Regions from separate parts of the Homo sapiens genome. Here region 2 is linked to region 1. Evidence: read pairs that join two places in POLR2A ChIA-PET (ENCODE). Cell type or tissue: MCF 10A. All regions are shown on one strand. Region 1 overlaps PDE4D (phosphodiesterase 4D). Region 2 overlaps PDE4D (phosphodiesterase 4D).

What was found. ChIA-PET counts read pairs that join two places held together with the same protein. Peaks named below come from ENCODE experiments on the same cell type or tissue, not always from the same donor. Only the 100,000 strongest peaks of a DNase experiment are listed, where the experiment ranks them.
Region 2: POLR2A ChIA-PET joins it to region 1 with 6 read pairs; 2 of 35 experiments call an interaction of 5 or more read pairs at or near these places.

The regions. Positions count from the first base shown.
Region 1 is chr5:59,792,229-59,794,728 of GRCh38, forward strand. All of the region lies in intron 1 of PDE4D (phosphodiesterase 4D), which reads right to left. All of the region lies in intron 1 of LOC105378988 (a long non-coding RNA gene), which reads left to right. Among named protein-coding and RNA genes, the nearest start is that of MIR582, 90 kb to the left of the region's middle. In MCF 10A, no CTCF peak of the experiment used is centred here; a DNase peak (open chromatin) is centred at 983.
Region 2 is chr5:59,709,153-59,711,652 of GRCh38, forward strand. All of the region lies in intron 1 of PDE4D (phosphodiesterase 4D), which reads right to left. Among named protein-coding and RNA genes, the nearest start is that of MIR582, 6.7 kb to the left of the region's middle. RefSeq lists an enhancer at 1-682 and a silencer at 811-1,105. In MCF 10A, no CTCF peak of the experiment used is centred here; a DNase peak (open chromatin) is centred at 979.

The DNA of each region.
Region 1 (2,500 bases):
CCATTGTACTCATGTGGAAGCTAAGGCTTGGAAATATTTCATAACAAGTCTGAGGCCACAGTAGAACCAATACGTGGCAACGCCTACATTTAAAACCAGTTTACTTTTATTTTTTTTCATTTCAAATTCCGGGCACTTAAAATACTAGCAACCAACTTTGAGGCTCCAAGAAGCTGTGTGTGTGTGTGTGTGTGTGTGTGTGTGTGTGTGTTTTGAGGAAGTGGGCATGGAGTGAAGGAGGAAAGTAAGAACACCACATGGAAAAAGCACTAACAAGGGTGGCCAATGCAACAATGCATGTGATGTATTTGGGGGATTATGGATGGAAAATCCAGCTGGCATAGAGGTTTGTGCCGTGAAGGAGAAGAACGCAAGGTGGTAAAAGCATGCTGAGAATAAGTGAATATGCAAAGGAGTTTGGACATTTTCCACTACAAAATAAGGCCTCTTTGGAAATCTTCAAACAGAGGAGTGATCTAATCCAGGTGGTTTTAAGAAGATGGGTTTGGCATCATGTAAACTAATTGACTGGGGAAGAAACAGAACAAAAAGGCCCTTGATCTGCAGAGATATGGCTCTGGCTTAGGGTAGAAGAGACAGAAGGACAGGAACTGGTATGAAGGGAGATTTGAGAAAAGAGTGACTGATTGGAATTGGAATTGGAGCTGAAGGTGGCTGTGTTAAAAAATGACTGTAGGCTTCAAGCTTAGGTGGCAGAAAGAATGATCATGACATTCACAGAAGTGGGGAAGTCAGGAGGATGCTGATATGCAGGGAAGAAGAGTCAGCTTACACCCATTGAGTTCAGTGGCAAGACAGTCAAATGGAATGTCCGATAGGTAGGAAATCAGAGCAAGACTAGCAATCTGACTGCAGACTCAGGAGTCCCCGAGGAGCCTGAGTGAGTTCCGTGGAGGTGCATGATTTCCATGGGAGCAACACACTCAGAGGCAGAATGACTCAGGAACCACGTCCTGGGAGATGTCCAGCGTCCAGCTGTGAATACCACAAACTTTTGTCTATAGTGATGATGAAATATTGACTCTGGAATTTTGGATTTTGTGCCTTAAGGGAAGCTTGCAAACGGTGGCCAAGCACCTAGAGAGAGAACTAGTCATATGATTTGTTTATTTCATGCCTGCTGAATAATTGTTTAGTTAATAAATGTCCTTATGTAAATCAGAATTTAATCTAAGATGCTTTTATTCTAATTAGGTGGTGACATTATAAGGAAGTAGTTAACTCCTCTCACCTCCAACTTCACTGGCAGTTACCAATGTCCAACCAAAACAACCAAAATGTGTTCATAATAATATTGGTTTAGGTCAGTTGCCAAAACAGTTGAACATGAACATCTAGCCTTTTAAAGGATGAAGATTCATTCATAATGGTTCAACCAAAAAGAAAAGAATGGTTTTAGAAATGTTTTCCAGGCACATTTAATGCAAAGGAAAGCTCTAGTAAAACAATTATCTGCTTGACTTGTTCATTTCACGTGGATGGGGATTAGACCTTCTGATCAACACCTGCCTATTCAACATTTATCTATATATGAAATGGCTTTTTTAATGTAAGAATTTTTTCCCCTTAGGGGCTCATAGATTAAGCCGTGGTGACAGAGAGCAATTGCATTTTTAAGTGTTACTACTTAGGTATAAATGGTGATCATCTGATTTAATCCCTATCCCAGTGGGCCATCATGAAAATACAGCTCATATATACAGCTCCTGTGGCGTGCAGGACGTTACCATGTGGTATTTGCCAATATGGGACATTGCACTCATGTGTATACACACACATGCACAGACACACATGCACAGGCACATGCACACACACAGATGCACATACAGACATGGACACAGACATACACACAGACATGGACAGATACACAGACACACACACAGAGGCGCACACACACACACACACACACACACACACACACACACACACACAGACAACTCTAGCTATCTCTGAGGTAATTCAACAAGCCCTGCAGTTGGCTTCATCTTTATATTCAGAACTTGTTTTTTTATCTTTCCTTTGAAGAGTAATCCTATCTGAGACAGAAAGAAGATGAGTCACACTGAGGCAAAACTTTGTAGGTAGAAATGTGCATAAATGCGCTTCTCTAAGATGCTCATGAAGAAAAGACAAAAGAACAGCCATGTCGCTGAGATGCCATCTGTGAGGCTGGCACAGTGAGGCACGACATCCCTGGTGCTTCCCGGCAGCCTGCGAGGGCTGCCTCCCTCCTTCCCTCCCTCCCTCCTGCTTGCAGGTCCGCTTTCAGAGCCTTCCCTCAGGGCTTATGTTCCACTGACCTATAAATGTTTACTGTAATTATACCAATTGTCACCTCCTGCATTGTCCACCATTCTTCTTGCCCTTCTCTATTTTTAAAAATTTTGTCTTCAAAATAGCATGCTTCACAGTAAAAATCTCAAGTGAAAATATAATAAAACAAACAAAACATAGTTCATCAAGGCATTCAAAACAACTC
Region 2 (2,500 bases), 83 kb before region 1:
TGAACCAGGATCAGAGCCCTTTCCCCTGCAGCCCCGGGAAAAAGAATTCATGTTGAGGAAATAAGGAAAAGTGTTTAATACTTTCAGCTAAGCATAAAATTCCTAAGAACTCTTCTCTATAAACAGAAAATCTAAACTCTCCAAAAGAATCGCACCCCCTTAGCTGTAACAAAGTCTCTGCAGTTATTTCACAGCTGAAAGCCAACTGACACTGATTCCTGGGTGGTTTCACTAAAATAGAATTTTCTGAAATGCAAACTCACCTCCCAAGGAAGAATATGAATTTGAAAGAGGAAAGGTGTTAGTGGCGCCAACAACTTGCTACCCTGCTGAGAAGCTTCCAGATAGCCAGAAACACAGCAGGGAGTAGCAAGAAACAGAAGTTACAGATGAAGCTGCTCTTTAGTCACAAACTTGTTTCTGACAGCTCTTGTTGAAAAACCTGGGGACAGCTGAACAGAAACGTTAGTCCAGAGGCAGCCTCAGGGCTCAAGTGCTCAAGGATCTCATCTCAGTGTAAATATTCCAACTTCCTCTCATCCTTCTCCTACTGAGGGGAGGAGGAGACCAAAGGGAGTAGACGATTTGAAGGCAGTTGCTAAATGAGAATCGCTGGGTGGTATGCAGAAAATAGCATGGTTAGCTTAGATCCTACAACCAGTTTTCAAAAATAAAGGAAGTAATAACCATTAGCATAATGAGAATACAAATCCCAAGTCTCCATTACTTTAGACAGAACTCTGCAGGAGACCACCTAAGGAAAATCTGGGGGAAAAGAAGTTTCCAATCAATTGCAGCAGATTTAACTGATTCCCTTCTGTGGGCACAGCATGGTATTGAGAGCTTTGGGGATTATTAGGGAAAGAGAGGACATGCTTTCTTTCCTTGAGAGATTCTGATTCTGGGTGAGACATGGTGACTATGTGCATCTGAATATGCTACAAGGATATAAACAATTATACAACGAACCAGAACTATGCTGGCTCAGTGCCCAGGGAAGTCGGAAGAATTCAAGTCAGGACCTTGAGTCAGGGATGAAACAGGAATGGTTTTATGAAGAAGTCAATTTTTCAGCTGAGTTTTATACATGAAAGGCCATCTCGTTTAGCCGAAAGTACAGGAAGGGCCTGTACTTAGCATGAGAGGCAGGAAAGCAAGAAAGCCTTTGTATAAAATATGGTGAAAGAATCAACAAAAGCTTCTGAAGCCTACATTTATATACAGAACTTATTCTTTATCCAAAATGTAATGTGGGGATTCATGAAGATGGCAGAACTCCAGTATTCTGCACATTAATAATGCAATGAGCATGTCTATGGCACTCTAATCCCTTAAAATTTCATTTGTAAAATAATTATCCTTGTTCTCATAACAGGGAAAATAAAATCCTAGGCTACAGTAACAAAATATATTATTTAACTTAATGTCAATGTTAAAAATAAAATAGTAAGAAACAGTCTGATATTATATTTCACAGTTATCAGGATTGTGATTGTAAATCCTATAAATGTCATATCCTGATTAACCTTTTAGGAGAAAAATACTCCATTGGTGTAGTTCTAACACTGTTTTTGAGATGAAGCAAAATTTCTCATCAATATTTCTATTCTGACTGTTTGGATATTTAAAAGTCATATAACCTAATTTCAATTATGTTATAAAGAATAGGGTTAACCAATAGCTACCACCTGAGGAGCACTGACTGAACCAGGCATACGGTAGGAATTTTACATGGTTTTATATGTGATACTAACAATAGCCTAATAAGGTACCATAACTCCATGTACATTTTACAGGGAAAGGAAGATGTGGAAAGTTGAATGAATGTGCCCTTGTTCACAATGCAGGCACTCCAAACCACAGCATATTAACCAATTTGACAATCACCTCTTAGAGGGTTCTCTATTGTCTTCTCTAATAGGACCTGCAGAGGAAAAGATACAAATTCCATTCTGCTTTACCTCTGCAGTAAGTATGGAAATGTATCTCACATTGTTTCTTATTCATGTCTTTTCAATCTGCCTATGTCTTCAGAGAATTCTTATCACTACATTGGGAAAATTTTCTGCAAGCTGACATATCACACTTCCAGGGAATTTTTGTTGATATAAGACCATTATTTTGTCCCAAGAGTTCTCATAATTGCCCTTAGTATAATCCCTTAAGTCTCTTTCCACTGCAGTATTTATCTTCTTTTAAAAATAATAGTTAAATAAAAATTAACAATGTAAATTAGCTAAAAAAATTAAAAAAAATAATATATCCATTCATTTATCTAGCCAGGCTGTAAATACTCCTCTGTTGCATAATCTTTCAATTCTTTCATCATACTTTCTTCTGCTCTCTTCACTCCCTTCAAATTGTCTGCATATTTTTTATCCACTAGGATTGAGTTTCTGTGGTTGAGGCTCTGCCTAAAAGCTAGTTGGGAATCACAATCAAAATGGATTGTTCATCATTTACTACAACCTAACTATAACTTCCTAGTTTTTGTCTAATA